Regions from separate parts of the Homo sapiens genome. Here region 1 is linked to region 2. A link is a loop called in an ENCODE intact Hi-C map of the cell type or tissue named here. Cell type or tissue: mammary epithelial cell. All regions are shown on one strand.

Region 1 (8,000 bases), 280 kb after region 2:
ATAGTAATTACAAGCTATAGCAATGCAAACTATTGTACCACTGCAGCGAATGCAGTGCAGAAATACAGCTTGGAATACAAAAGTGAATGAGACACGGTGCAGAACTTCTTGAAGCTTGTGGTCTCATTGGAACCACTTCAGGGCAATGTAAGTGCTACTATAGAGAGCTCTATCAAATACCATGGAAGCTGATACAGGAAAAAGTTACTACAGATAATATGAATATGTTTTTTCATTAAATGGGACCTTGAAGAATGAGAAGGAGTTCACCACACCAGCAAGGGCATAAAACATTTCAGGCAAAGGAAATGGCCTAAGCAAAGGCAAGGAAGTATGAAATTAAATAAGATTATATATCTGAAGCATTAAGCATAATGTCTGCCATATGATAACAAACAGTGGTTGTTGTTTCGATGATGATGATGATAACGCTGATTCTGAAAGTGCATAGGAGGAAGGGATGAATAAGACATGGAGCCAAAGATTAAATTGGAAAGGTGGGCTGGAGAGTTATGAAGTAACATCTTAGATACCACATTAAGGAATCTGGACATCATCCTGACAGAAATGAGAAGTTATCAGAGATTTTAAAGCAAAGAACCAACACGATAAGATCCTGTTTAGAAGGATCGCCTAGTTAGTAGTATGGGGGATGGATTGGGGGGCATGGCCCAGGGTTAGCAGGACCAGTTATAAACCATGACATTGTGATGTATTAGATAGAGTTCTTTATACAAGGCACTGACCTAGCATGAAGAAAAAGAAGGAGGCTGAAAGGGAAGCATTCAGTATGCCATAACTATGTCTTCAGTATTGCTACAAGCCTATCTCATTAGGTTAAAAAAAACTGACTAACCAATTGGTTATGTTTTTCTGAAACATACATACCCTTGTAGCATTGGTAGAAGGGATCTTCAAGAGGCAAATCATAATTCTTAAACTGGAATCTAAAGAACACTGTGAATAAATATGAAAAAAAGTAAAAATTAGTTTCCACCTTAATATAACTTTTGCTTCAAATATGTTCTGAAAGCATTTAGTTTAGCAAAAGGAAAATCTGAAATATGACTGCATCTCAACAGATTCCCATGCCATAATATCCTTGTTGAAAAAAGTCATTCTCAGGTTAAAACAATTTTAATTAAACAATTATACAATGGTAAACAATTAAATAATTAAACACAGCTCCTAAAGTATTTTTCAAAGATATAGCCCTAAAAATTAATGAGATAGACAGTTGAATAGAGACATGGTGGATGGATGGGTGGATGGATGGATGGATGGATGGATGGATGAATAGATGGACAGACAATGAACAGAAATTTGTTGGGTAGATATTAAATGTATCTAATTCTAAAGAGATGCACCAATTTGTGAAAGGACTTTTTAGGGAAAAAAACTACTTAGATCTATTTTTAAAAAAACCATGAATCCACATAAGAACCAGTTTCATCTGCCCTTTCTCTGCTATGAAGCAACACGACAAAAACCTGAGAAAATGCAGTAAAATTTCTACAAGACAAAATCATGCCTTACCTATCCATTCAAGTTCTATATTGACAAGATTCCACATCAAAATGTACTTTTTAAATTGAGTTTACTAGGACTGGGGGTAAACGTTACAGCAAGAATAAACAATGATATGGTAAATAGATCACAATAGCAGGCTATAGTTAAATTTCTGCAGCTGTGCACCTACATTAACTTCCTCAAGATAGTAAAAAATAAGCAGGAGTTTTCCAAGTGGAATCCCAGAACCAGCAGCTAGAAATGTGCCAGAATGCAAATCCTCAAGCCCTACCCCTGCTGAATCAGAAACTCCCAAATCAGGCCCAGTAAGTTGTGTTTTAGCAAGTCCTTCAGGGACAGTGATGCACACTGACGTTTGAGATCTGCTTCTATAAACTGATGAAAACAAACTATAGAAGGTTTCAGTGGCTTATTATTTTCCCCAGAGATTAAAAACAAAGGCAGAAGATGATCAGGGGCAGTGCCCAGATCTGCCCTAGCGGGAGAAATTCTTACACAGATTTTGAAAGTATTTCACAAGTGCCTTCTAAGGGAACCACTGGTTCTATTTAATCTGCTCGACACTCATCGGAGTTGATGTGACATTTACACTACTTTAAACCAGAGGCTGAAAACTGGCTGCTCATCAGGCCCCCATAGTGATTTAAAAACCAGAAAATGTTCTCTTGGGAAAAAAAAGGAAGACAGACAACCAGAAGCCTGCGCTCCCACAGAACAACAATTGGCAGGCGTGAGTAGCCACTGACCTCATAGAAGGACTGGCACATTCTAGTTCCTAAGGGTCTCAATTCTCCTTATTATCTTTTCTCCTTTATTAACCCTGTAGGCAGGGTCCCTATGGGCAGGTTGATTGTCACAAATTAGGCACGCCACTTGTTTACAGCTGGCAACACTTGCCACTCTTCTGTGCCCAAGTTAAATCTTCTGACAGTCACATCGGCACACAGGCATTTAAATTTGCCATACCTCAGCCGGGCGCTTTGGCTCACGCCTGTAATCCCAGCACTTTGGGAGGCCGAGGCAGGAGGACCACAAGGTCAGGAGATTAAGACCATCCTGGCTAACATGGTGAAACCCCGTCTCTACTAAAAATACAAAAAATTAGCTGGGCATGGTGGTGGGCGCCTGTAGTCCCAGCTACTCAGGAAGCTGAGGCAGGAGAATGGCGTGAACCCAGGAGGCGGAGCTTGCAGTGAGCCGAGATTGTGCCACTGCACTCCAGCCTGGGTGACAGAGCGAGACTCTGTCTCAAAAAAAAAAAAAAAAAATTTGCCATACCTCATCCCATCCCTTCTCTTAGCCTGTGCGGCTCTTTAGCAGTGAAGCCCTGATTGGTTCTCGGGTCCTAGGAGGTTCCATGTGCTTAAAATTTGTGCACTCAGTTTCCTGTGTGTTGATGTACAGTAGCTATACACATACACAGTTTCAAAGTACTAACCCTTCTTGCTTGGATTTATTCAGCTACTCCACATCTGTGGGCAAACGAGGATCATAGAATATAAGAGGTGGTAAAGATCCCTCCTCTATACTCCTGCTTCTTACAGTAACTCAAAGCTCAAAGCAGCACACGCTGAGCTAAGGGTCCCTGCATTATCCCTTACAGACCTATTAGTAGTATCTGCCCATTTGGAAAAATGTATTAGCATAGGTTGTTGATCTTTATCAAGTATCTTATGTTACATAATACTCATTTCAGAAGTGGAGCTACTAATAGGTAACCTGATCCTTTTGTTTTTCTGTCTATGGGAAATGCACTTTATTTTTATTTTATCTTATATTTTTGAAACAAGATCTCACTCTGTTGCCCAGGCTGGAGTGCAGTGGCACAAATATGGCTCATTACAACCTCGACTTCCCAGGCTCAAGCAATCTTCCCACCTCAGCCTCCCAAGTAGCTGGGACAAAAGGTACATGCCATTACGCCTGGCTAATTTTTAAAATACTTTCTATTTGTTTATTTATTTTTGAGACAGAGTCTCTCTCTGTCATCCAGGCTAGAGTGCAGTGGTGCGATCATGGCTCACTGCAGTCTCAACCTCCTGGGCTCAAACAATGAGCACACCTCAGCCTCCCAAGTAGCTGGGACTACAGGTGCATGCCACCTTGCCCAGCTAATTTTTTTTAAGAGACAGAGTCTCACTATATTGCCTAGCCTATGTTTTTTTTTTTTAATCTTTCGTAGAGACGAGGTCTCGCCATGCTCCCCAGACTGCTCTCAAACTCCTGGGTTCAAGCGATCCCCCTACCTCTGCCTCTCAAAGTGTTGGGATTACAGGCATGAGCCGCTATGCCCTGCCTGATTCATTTTGTTGCCAGTTAAATGCTTCTGTAATCTGCATAGAGAAAGCACAAAAAACCTCATGGAACAGGTCAGGTTCAAAGCCAGCAACACCACTGCCAGCCACCACTCTGCCCCCTACTCTAGAGACATGAATGCCTTCAACTCACCCCTGCTGCAGAAGGGCAAGAAGAGTCTGCTAGTGAAATGAGCACTGGACTGTGAGTCAGAAAACCTCAGTTCTAATCCTCACATTGCCACCACTGTGTTGTTTCCAGAAGCTATACCATCTCTCTGAATTTGCAGAATTCATTTAGAAAACAGAGGCATTGGAAGGGATGATCTTTATAGGTTTCTTCCAGCTTTAACAGTATTGGCTTCTTATTTGCATTTACTGAGCTCATGTTGTCAATGATCCTTGGGCCACCAGATTTCCAGGTAGGTAATTGTGTGTGTATTCTTGGGAGATGGTATGGTGTAGGGGGTAACAGTCAAGCAGAAACATCATCATTCACAAACACAGCAATTACTTCCCTTTAGATAATTCTCTAAAATGGAAACTTTACATTATATGTCTGAGCTGCTTTTGGACAAAACTATTTACTTACTTATTTAATATCTACGGGAGAAAAACTGCCGGATAAACACAGTCTACTCATGTCTTCCTGGCTGTTTTTTTGTTTTTTTTTTTTTTTTTCAAATCAACTGGAAACATGCATATTCATAGTCAGTGAGCAAAATGCTCACTCCACATTCCTGTCATTCTCTAAGAGAAGACAGAACAACCCAAATAAGCATCCTCACTCCATGGCTGACGGAGTTTCCTCATTAACCTTTGCGATACATTAAATCACCCAAGACTCTGCTGCTTGTAAATAAACGGTCTGAAAATGGTAAGAAATTAATTGAAAATGAAACCTTCGGCTCAGCTTACCTTCAGAGGTAAAACACAAGGCAGCTTGGCAAAAAATGTCTGAAACTGGTTGCTAATTGTGGTCCAGAGGCTACTAGGAGAATCCATAGGCAAAGCTTCCATGAAGGTTGCAATGTTTTCCAAACAGCGAATCATAGCACCCCCTGCTGGTAAATTCTTTTTGTTATTTAGACCCTAAAAACACAAAAGCATAGGCCATCAACTGCTGAAACAGCACGGGAATGCATAGCGCTATTTGGTAAATGTCAGTTTAAAAGTCACATCTTCAGGCTATAAACGTGTTCAGTGCCTACTACATAGGCCAATCCCTGTGATAGACTGGAAGGATAACGAGAAAATCGTTCAGACAAACTTAAGGGGGAAAATTGATGAGAGGTGAAAAGTGAGCAAGAAATAGGAAACAGCTTCCAAGGGTCTACAATTGGTGTGGTTAGGTGCTAAGAAAACAATGAATGATGCTCACTGTAAATAATCCCCAGCACAAAGACTGAGCATAGAGTTACAGGAGCTGCAGCTTTTTTTCTAGCAGTGAGCATCTCCCGCAAGCAAACCCCAAGAGCTGACCTGCAGCAGTGCTGAGACTTGAACCCAAGTCTCTTGATCCAACGCCCATAGCTCCACCCACCACTCTGCCCTTGGAAAACCAAGTTGTTCTGTGGAAGCAAGGTCACGACTTAGCTGAGGGTATGGAGAAGTTTTCAATGAAGAGTAAATCCACGCAAAGCCGCAATGTCCAACTGACACTATTCTATGCAATTCTATTTCTTAATTAACTTTTTAAAATTTAAATTATGTTAATTTTTAAAATTTAAATTATGTTAATTTTTAAAATTTAAATTATTTAAATTTTAGCATTTTCTATTATTTTTCTTTTGAGTTGGGGGTCTCGCTCCGTTGCGAGTGTAATGTAGCCATTGGAGTGTAATGTAGCCATTACAACTTGGAGTGTAATGTAGCCATCACAGCTCACTGCAGCCCCCAACTCCTGAGTTCAAGTGATCCTTCCCCCTCAGTCTCCTGAGTAGCTGGGACTACAGGCATGTGTCACCATGCCAGCTAATTTCTTTTATTTTTATTTTGTAGAGATGGGGGTCTTGCTATGTTGCACAGGCTAGTCTTGAACTCCTGGCCTCGAGCAATCCTCCTGCCTCAGTCTCCCAAAGTGCTGGGATTATAGGCATGAGCCACTGCACTCAGCCCTTAGCTTTAAATTTAATATATATTTTTTAATTTTAAAATTTTAGATTTCATTTTTAAATTAAATAACATTGCAATCCTTCCTCAGCAGTATCCTATGGTGTGACTCAAAGAAACACAGCCCACAGTTGTGCTGGGGCTTAGAGTTTCGGCTGGGGCTTAGGGTGTCATTAAAGGAAACCCACCTCTAGGAGCTGACTGAGAGCTGCGATGGAGCTCAGCTCATTGAAGTCCATCAGAGACGAGGCTAAGGTCCGTAAAAAAGTCCCATCTGGAAAGTCAACGATCGGATTTAGTGTTTGGGTGTCTGGGATGAGGCAAATTTGTGGTGCCTGGATCCTCAGTGGATGAATTACCTTTGATCGTGCTTTGGAACAGCTGCGGGAAGATGCCGTTGGGGGCCAACTGATGGAAGATGCAGCGCAGGAACTGCTTGGCCACCCCCGCCGCATTGCCGGGAACCATCATGCTGGAGTTGAACAGGGGAGAAAAGACACGAAGTCATGGGCCAGTGAGCAGGTGTTCAGATATTTACTTAGAGTTCAGACATTTGCACACCATGCCTCTGATGGGATAGCTCACTGTCATGTTCATCAGTGAAATGAAATATTCTACTCAAACCTAATCCCTGTTAACAAGAAGTTTTTAGAAAGAGAGAACCATGAAATGCCAGTGTAGTCTCAGACGTATTCCAGGTCCCACAATGGACTCAGGAAGGTTATGAGATCCTGAGAGAAGAGGTCACATACAAAGGTCACATGCTCACAGAATGACAGTCAAGACTGGAGCCCTGGATGAGGATTACCAGGAAAATCCTCCCAGGAAAGTGTCACTGGCTAAGACAGAGTTGCTCTGAGGAAAAAAAAATTCATATATATATATATATATGCAGTGAGAGAGATGTTCATTCTCATTAGGAGATGTGGGAAGTTTTCTTTGGGCATCTGAGCTGACACTTGTAAAAAGGCTGGACTTTGACAGGTGCAATTTGACCTTCACCCTTCATGTGCACCTCTGCACATCAAAAGTAGGGCCAAATTTATGAGGCCCTGCCCCTTAGACTAAGGTACCAGAAAGGATGCTTCTTGATGTAGTTAGGGGGTAAGTTACCAGAAGGAAAAAAGAGAAAATCAAAGAACGTAAATAGATAAAGAGTAAGAAGTACTGCTTACCTAATTATGCCAATTATTACCTCATTGTGCCACATCTACCCTGAAATGCTGGTTCAAAGTTTTAGGTCAAAAATATTCTTCAGGAAAAAATAACGCCGAACTTACAATAACTTCAGAAAATAGAGAAGGAGAGAACCCTTCCCAATTTGTTTGATGCAGGCAGCATAGCCCTAAAACTAAAATTAATAAAGCCATTATCAAAATAAATTTTAAAAAAGAAGGAAACAGAAAAGAAATGGGAAGAGGACAGACAGACCCATAGTCGTCATGGCCACTGAATCCAGCTATAGATTAAAAGACCAAGTAGGGTCATGACCAAGTAGAGTTTATTCCAAGAGAATAACAATAGTTTAATACTCAAAAATCAGCCAGTATAATTCAATATATTAAGAAATAACGGACAAAAAGCTTATATCTCAATAGATGCAGAAAATACATCTCACAAAAGTCAACACACATCATGACAAAAACTCAGACTGGGCCAGGCACAGTGACTATCGCCTGTAATCCCAGCATTTTGGGAGGCCAAGGCAGGAAGACTGCATGAGCCTAAGAGTTGGAGACCAGCCTGGGAAACAGGGCAAACCCCCCTCATTTCTACAAAAAATACAAAAAACTAGCTGGGCATGGTGGCACACACCTGTAGTCCCAGCTACTCAGGAGGCTGAGGTGGGAGGATCACTTGAGCCAGGGAGGTTGAGACTGACAAGATGGTGCCACTGCACTCCAGCCTGGGTGATAGAGCAAGACCCTGCCTCAACAACAGCAACAGCAACAACAACAAAAACCCTCAAACTGGAAATACCTCAATTTGCTAAAGGGCATCTATAAAAAAACCTATAGCTACTGCGATTAATAGTAAATATTGAATACTTTCCCTGTAAGAGAG
Region 2 (8,000 bases):
CTCTCTGAGCTTCAGTTTCCTTATCTGTAAAGCGGAGACGGCAGCCGACCCACCCTGCCCAGTGGGGTGAGAATGGTTGACCCGCGGCGCCCCCTGCCGGTGGGATCCGCGTCGCAGCCCGCGGTCAGGGCGACCAGCCGAGCCTGGCGCCCGAGCTCTCCTGCTGGCGGGGCCGGCCCTACCCGTCCACACCCCGACCCTCCCCTCACCCGCGCCCGCCCCTCGACCCGGCAGGATCGTGCAGATGCTGCTGCCGGTGACCAGCCGCACGCGCATACGCCGTAGCGGCGTCAGTCCGCTGCACCTGGCGGCCGAGCGCAACCACGACGAGGTGCTGGAGGCGCTGCTGAGCGCGCGCTTCGACGTGAACACGCCGCTGGCCCCCGAGCGCGCGCGCCTCTACGAAGACCGGCGCAGCTCCGCGCTGTACTTCGCGGTGGTCAACAACAACGTGTACGCCACCGAGCTGCTGCTGCAACACGGCGCCGACCCCAACCGCGACGTCATCAGCCCCTTGCTCGTGGCCATCCGCCACGGCTGCCTGCGCACAATGCAGCTGCTGCTGGACCACGGCGCGAACATCGACGCCTATATCGCCACGCACCCCACCGCCTTCCCCGCCACCATCATGTTCGCCATGAAGTGCCTGTCGCTGCTCAAGTTCCTCATGGACCTGGGCTGCGACGGCGAGCCCTGCTTCTCATGCCTCTACGGCAACGGCCCGCACCCGCCGGCCCCGCAGCCCTCCAGCAGGTTCAACGACGCGCCCGCGGCCGACAAGGAGCCCAGCGTGGTGCAGGTGGGCAGCGCACGCTGGCGGTGGGGAGCACGCCTTTTGGGTGTGGCCCAGGGACGCGCGCGCGCATGGGAGGCGGGCGGGGCCGGGTGGTTCGCGCTCCTTGGGAGCAGCGTGGACTAGTGATTAACACCCTTCGGGGGAAGTGGGGCCAGCTTTGGAGGCAGCAGAGCACGGTGGTTAACCTGCGTCCTGGGTAGCGTGGGTTAGCGCTTAGGGCGCTTTGGAGGGAGCTTTGGAGGGAACTAGGGGTTAGCTCACTTTGGAGGCAGCGGAACCGGTGGTTAGCACACTTAAGAGGCCGCAGAACTTAGTGGTGCATTGGAACGGTGAAATCCTTCTTGTGGTCCACTGCGTTGGGGAATTTAAGGAACCAATGATGGAGCGGAGAACTCTGCCAAACTAAGAGGCTCGTCACCTCCAGCAAACCTACACCTGGAATGCGATGTGAAACAAGCACGATCCGGAAAGGCATGTCAAGAGCAGGCTGGTGTAGGGTCAGGTCAGAAGCAGAAAGCCAGCGACCCAGAGGCAGGACACGTCCATGTTGTTACTTTAAAAGTCAGAACTTGGCCGGGCGCGGTGGCTCACGCCTGTAATCCCAACACTTTGGGAGGCCGAGGCCGGCGGATCACGAGGTCAGGAGATCGAGACCATCCTGGCTAACACGGTGAAACCCCGTCTTAACTAAAAATACAAAAAAATTAGCCAAGTGTGGTGGCCGGCGCCTGTAGTCCCAGGTGCTCGGGAGGCTAAGGCAGGAGAATGACGTGCACCCAGGAGGCAGAGCTTGCAGTGAGCCGAGATCGCGCCACTGCACTCCAGCCTGGGCACAGAGCGAGACTCTGTCTCAAAAAAAAAAAAAAAAAAAAAAAAAGTCAGAACTTAAAAGGAAGTTAGACACACTCCTCTCCTGGAGCTCATTGTTTTAATGGTTAATGGCGATCATTCATGGGCTGCCTACTGTGTGCAAAGTTTATGTTCATATTACCTAATTCTCATGTTAAATCCCCTTGGAGTTGGTTTCATATACCTATTTTATAGATAGGGAAATTGAGGCTCAGAGGTGATGTGACTTGCTCAAGTTGCCCGTCTTCCACTTTGGGCAGCAGAAGCCTGTGTTGAGGGGACATGGTTCAGGGGATCCTAGCCTGGGTGTGCACAGTGTCTGTGCTTGGACACATCCGCTGCCGTCCCTGGCCGCAGGCTCTTGCAGGTGGGATGAACTCACTTCTTGGTCCCGGCATGTTCTCTTTCAGTTCTGTGAGTTCGTATCTGCCCCAGAGGTGAGCCGCTGGGCGGGGCCCATCATCGATGTCCTCCTGGACTACGTGGGCAACGTGCAGCTCTGCTCGCGGCTGAAGGAACACATCGACAGCTTTGAGGACTGGGCCGTCATCAAGGAGAAGGCAGGTAGGGACTTGCTGCTGCTGCCAAGGCTGGCAGATCTCCCTGCCTGACTCAGAGTCCCAGGCCTCAGGGAGTGCGACTGTTCCTAACCCTGTGAGCACCTGCTGCTTGCCAGGCTCTGTAACTCCTTGGATGAAACATGAGGAATCTGCCTCTCAGAGAGCTGTGCCACCTGGGCCAAAGTCACAGTTAGTTAGTGGCAGAGCTGGGATTAAAACCCAGGTTTGACCAACCCCAGAGTCTCTCCGCTACATCTTTCCATGATGTTTTAAACAGCTACAGCTCCCTGAGGGGTACCGGGACCTTCAGGGTAGGTTGTGAATGATTTGGGGCCACCAAGAGGCATTGTAGGAGGGGAGAGGGGAGGATGGTGGTCTAGGATGTCTCAAACTAAAGTGCACATGAAGCACCTGAGTGTCCTGTTAAAAATGCAGCTTCTGATTCCGCAGGTCTGGGGCGGGGCCGGGGAGTCTGCATTTCAACAGGCTCCCAGGTGACACCAAGGCTGTTGGTGCACAGAACACCCTGGTGTGGGAGACAGGCCCCTGAACCCTGGAGCCAGCCTTGCCAGGGCCTTGCTGGGTGAGGCCTCTCCCCACCTGAACAGAGGGGCCTGGGCAGGCTCGTTGTCCAGCTCCTTTCAGCTGGACCCGCCTGAACTGTGCCAGGCACAGTGAAGTGGAGTTCGGCCACTGTCCCTCTGATGTGTGCAGAGTAGATGGGGCTGCCTGGCTAAGTCAGGCTGAGGAAGCCAGAATCCCTCTTAGGCATTTTTGGAGCTCACCTGGGCAAACAGGATGCCACAGGTGACAGAAATGGGTATCTGTGCAGTGGCATTCTAGCTACCCTAGGGCTTTCTCTGGCTCTGAGGGCACAGTCCTGCCCTGGCCAAGTGTTTACAAGGAGGCTGACCTGCAGCAGGTCATTGTCATTCCACCACTACTGCTCCTGTCCCCAGGTGGGACTGTGCAGCCTCGGGGGGCCCACCCCTGTGCCCCAACTCTGACTCACCACATTCCTCCTTGATCCCCACACCCCTGTGAACCCAAATGTGCTGTAGGATTTTTCATTGGCACAGGTGCCTGGAAGCCACTTGAATTGAAGCCTTTGATAAAGTTTCTGGGGCAGTGATGGAGGAGGGAGGCGTCAGCTTGCCCATTCACTCAGGGCTTAACTCTAGACGCATGATAAACCTTCAGGGAACTAATGAATAATTAGTTGCTGTCACCACGATCCTTGGCCACTAGAGGGTGGAGCAGTCTATGCCTAGGTATCAGTCCTACCCATTCTGTCACCTTCTCCTGCCTTCCTTAGAGAAGGGTGGTCCCCCACAACTAAACCATGCCCCAGGGAAATCCCTGCAGAGACCTTAGTGTGGAGTACGCATTTGTTAGCCAGTAAAACCAATCGTTCTTAACCAATATCTATTTGGGTTACTTTAAAGCCCACTTTCCACCTGCAAGACAGTCCCCACGAGCTTGTTTGTTTAATGCTACAACATTGACATCCTTATTCTGGGAAGGAACTACCCAGAGCCCATGGATTGGCCAGCCCAGCCCTCATGGTTCCGTGTCCTCTGCTCACCAGCAGCCTGTGCTGAGTTTCCCAGAGGGGAGGTTATGTTCTAAGCTTGTTACCTAAGGGTTTCCCCATCTATTTTCTGGACTATTAAAAAAGTGTCCTAACTGGCCTCAATGCCTGTAATTAATTATTCCAATTCAGCCATTAAATGAATATATATTCAAGACCTTCTGTGTACAAGGTAACCACATTATTTTTTATCCAGACCACAGCATTTAGGAGATAGTAATAGGAACTAACCAGGCAAGCTGCCCGGGCAACAGGAATGATGCTTCCCTGCTCTTTGGCGTACTATGTGGTAGAAAAATCTGAGCTCAGAAGGCAGTGAACTCAGAGGGCAGTGGAAGTGTCAGAAACACAGTGATGGGTGTGTGAATGCTTCGCTAGGCAACGCTGCAGCCGCCTGGCCCTCCGCCCTTGCTCCACATCCCACCTGCCCCTCCAGCCCCAGGCTTGCATGACTTCCTTGCCTTGCCACTTGCTGTTTTCCCTGCTTAGAATGCCCCTGTCCCCCTTCCGTACCTGGAAATTCCTGCCCCTCCCCCAGGACCTCACTCAGAGGGCACCGTCTCTTGTGGAAGCCTCCACTAGAGCCTCTGGGCAGGCACCTCTGCATATCTGGCCCAAGCACAGAGCTAGGTGCAACAGAGGGGCTCAGCATTCGCCTGGTGAATGAATGAATGAATGAATGAATGACATTCTGTGATTCTACAAGCCCTTTAATTACTCCGTTACTGGATGCGTTCATCCCTGCTCTTACCTCTACCCACTCCCCAGCTCAGAAAACTCCACTACGTGGCTCCTGGGGGAGGCAGCCAGGTGGGATTCTGGAGCTCGAGGCGAGCTGTCAGTCTCTGCCCCCTTATCCTGGCCTCTCAGCACCACTGGGAGCTCCAAGTTGAATTCCACATGTAGGGGCACTTAAGTGGTCAAACCCTCTGACCCCATTGCTAAGGCTGTGTTTGGGGGCCCAGGCTGTGTGTGAAGAGGAAGAGGCTCAAGAGGAGGGAGACACCACCACTAGTCCCAGGAGGGATCCTGGGCAAGGCTCAGAACCTTGCTAAGCCTCGGTTTCCGCACCTGTGAAATGGGTGTGCTAACCACGCTGTGCACTGCGTGGGCTGTGCAGATCAATGAGGGGTGAACAATGGGAAGGTGGCTTGCTGGATCTCTTTAGTTGGCAGGGACTGGGGTGACCAGCAGCAGGCACTCCCTCTCTTACCCAGCCACATCAGCTGGGCACCTCCCATAGGCTGGGGTCACAGATGCAATCCCTTTGCTTATTGCAAATGACAAATCAGCCTCTGTCTTTCCCTCCTTTTTTCAGAACCTCCAAGACCTCTGGCTCACCTTTGCCGACTGCGGGTTCGAAAGGCCATTGGGAAATACCGTATAAAACTCCTAGACACCTTGCCGCTCCCAGGCAGGCTGATTAGATACCTGAAATACGAGAACACCCAGTAACTGGGGCCACGGGGAGAGAGGAGTAGCCCCTCAGACTCTTCTTACTAAGTCTCAGGACGTCGGTGTTCCCAACTCCAAGGGGACCTGGTGACAGACGAGGCTGCAGGCTGCCTCCCTCTCAGCCTGGACAGCTACCAGGATCTCACTGGGTCTCAGGGCCCAGAGCTTTGGCCAGAGCAGAGAACAGAATGTGTCAAGGAGAAGAATCATTTGTTTACAAACTGATGAGCAGATCCCAGACCTTCTCTACCTTCAGGAATGGCAGAAACCTCTATTCCTGGGGCCAGGGCAGAGCTTGAGGTGTTCTGGGGAAGGTGGTGCTCAGAGCCTTCCCTGTGCCCCTCCACTTGTTCTGGAAAACTCACCACTTGACTTCAGAGCTTTCTCTCCAAAGACTAAGATGAAGACGTGGCCCAAGGTAGGGGGTAGGGGGAGCCTGGGTCTTGGAGGGCTTTGTTAAGTATTAATATAATAAATGTTACACATGTGACACCTGCCCAGTGAAGTCCCTCTCATCAGACTCCCTGAAGCCTGAGGTCCTCAGCCTTGCTCCTGGCAGTAGCGGGAGCGAGGCAGATGTGGGGACGGGGCACAAGGACCCCTGAACGTGTCACCTTTGGGCTCCTGAAAGACCCAAGAGGCTGTGTCCTTCACTCCCCAGGCAAGACCGGATGATGGCCCAATGGGTTTTCCTCTCCTGGTTCAATCACCATGGAAACAGGCACTCCATCACAGTCTCAGGGCCCACATGTCTCCCGACACCTGGGGTTGTCTTATACATGTTTCCTGGCACTCTGTTTTCACACGCTGCTCACCCCTGTTTTGCTGGTTGTTGAGAAACTAGGAAAAAAAAATTAAATACTGGCCACTGTGAGCAATGGTGCTAGAGTGATGGCCATGGTCAGCCCTTGCAAAGGCACCAAGCCTGAGAGTGCACAGAGCTCTGGCCCCTGCGTGCCTCCCTCTGTCTTCATGTGGCCCTGTGGATTGAGTAGAGCAGGAATTGTCATCCTGTTTTCAGGTGGTGCAGGGCAGAGTTAAGGCTCGCCACCACGTGGCACTCTGGGGGGTCTCTCCAGGCCCCGAGGGCTGAGAGGTAGAATGCCCTATTTCCATGGAAGCTGCGGTAACTCATCACCACTCCCTTTACAAGTGTGAATGAAGCCGCTGAGTCCAGGCTACTCTGCAGCAACACCGGAGCAGGCCACCTGGCCGAGAGTCTGTACTAGGCCAGCCCCAGGATCTAGTAGTGTCTTAAACAAGGTCAAAGGTAGTTTCTGGCCTTTGGAAAGTAAGCAGCTAGATTGGTGGAGGGGAGCACTGGTTCCAGGCTCAGCTCTGCCATTGGCTTACATCTCTGGGGCCTCAGTTTCCTCATCTGTATAGTGAGACATGATGGCCCCTGGTGGCCTTGCCGGCTCTGACACGCTGGGTTTCTTTTTTTTTTTTCGAGGCAGAGTCTCACTTTGCTACCCAGGCTGACATACACTGGCATGATCTTGGCTCATTGCAACCTCCGCCTCCTGGGCTCAGGTGATCCTCCCACCTCAGCCTCCCAAGTAGCTGGGACTATAGGGGCATGACACTGTGCCCGGCTAAAGACACACTGGGCTTCTATGGAATCAGTAACTCCCAGAGAAAAAGTCTTCCAAGCAGCACTTTATGGCCACAGGTCAAAGGGGGCTCAACCAGGTCTTGCCCACCCCTTCGTGGTACAAATGAGAAACTGGCCCAGAGAGGGGAAGGGACTTGCCTGGGCACACACAGCAAGTCCCTGGGGTTCCAGCTCAACAGTGCTGGGCCACAGTCCCATGCGGCCTTGCTGTATACCAGGCAGAACCTGCGGGGATCCTAAGAAAGCCCCAAAGGAAACCTGCACTCTCCCCCACTGGGGGATGCCCAACACTGAGAGCCCAGAGGGTAAATTGCCAAGGAGGGTTCAGCTCCCAGGGGAGCTGACTCTGAAACCCCACATGACTCTGATGGAAGAACGCCTTTGCTCACCCAGAAGCCAAAGGGAGGGCATTTGCATCTCGGGTGACTGCTGGTCAAACTGACCCGAGGGGTGGCAGGTGGTGATGGAATGAGGCACGCAGGGCCAGTGTGTGAGTTGTTTCGTGTGTGTGTACTGAGATGCGTCTTGGGCAGACTCTTAACCTACAGCATCTCCTGGGCCGCATTATGTCCCAAACAGTCCTATGGCAGCAGCCACAAATCTCCCAGCCCAGAGACCCGGGCACTGGGCAGGGCAGTGTGCTGGTCTGAGGGAGGTGCCACTCTGGGGGAGGTGAGGCCGAAGGGGTGAGTGGGAGGTGTAGGGGAGGGGTTCAGCCACTGTTTTCTCTATAGTCACCATTTGCAGGATGTGGCACCTCCTGGCCTGGGACACACTAGTGCTACATTTGGGTTCTTAGAATATTAATGTACATGCGTCCATGCCACTTAGTCAAACACTGCTCAGGACCCCTCCCCCCAAGCGCCATGCCCAGCCTTGGCCTCCTCAGGTCCCTGCCCCCATCTTCCCACAACCCAGCAGCTAAGGGGTTCATTCCTGGCCTGGGACTGCTCCAATGGGTTGGTTCCAGTTGGTCAGTGCTCACATTGTGCCATTCATTATGTATTTTGACCATCACTCCTGCGTAGAGCACTTTACAGCCACCTCCCTCTGTAGAAGTGGGCCCCTCCTGCAGCCGCACCTACCCAGCCCCAAGAGGTTTGCAGCCTCAGGGACGTCTCACAGCATAGTAGA

The links. Peaks named below come from ENCODE experiments on the same cell type or tissue, not always from the same donor. Only the 100,000 strongest peaks of a DNase experiment are listed, where the experiment ranks them.
Region 1: it touches region 2 in a loop (13-fold over the local background); 3 of 110 quality-filtered maps call a loop at or near these places.

What each region holds. Positions count from the first base shown.
Region 1 is chr14:93,652,150-93,660,149 of GRCh38, reverse strand. UNC79 (unc-79 subunit of NALCN channel complex) reads right to left here. Exons shown (of 52, transcript NM_001395159.1): 39 at 6,296-6,408; 40 at 6,125-6,210; 41 at 4,743-4,916; 42 at 889-957. Among named protein-coding and RNA genes, the nearest start is that of PRIMA1, 130 kb to the left of the region's middle. In mammary epithelial cell, a CTCF peak has its summit at 4,879 (motif pointing left); no DNase peak of the experiment used is centred here.
Region 2 is chr14:93,931,907-93,939,906 of GRCh38, reverse strand. ASB2 (ankyrin repeat and SOCS box containing 2) reads left to right here. Exons shown (of 10, transcript NM_001202429.2): 8 at 235-799; 9 at 2,056-2,209; 10 at 5,115-5,741. The coding sequence ends at 5,251. Among named protein-coding and RNA genes, the nearest start is that of FAM181A, 8.6 kb to the right of the region's middle. In mammary epithelial cell, CTCF peaks have their summits at 107 (motif pointing left) and 3,448 (motif pointing right); DNase peaks (open chromatin) are centred at 176 and 2,166; H3K27ac peaks cover 814 bases.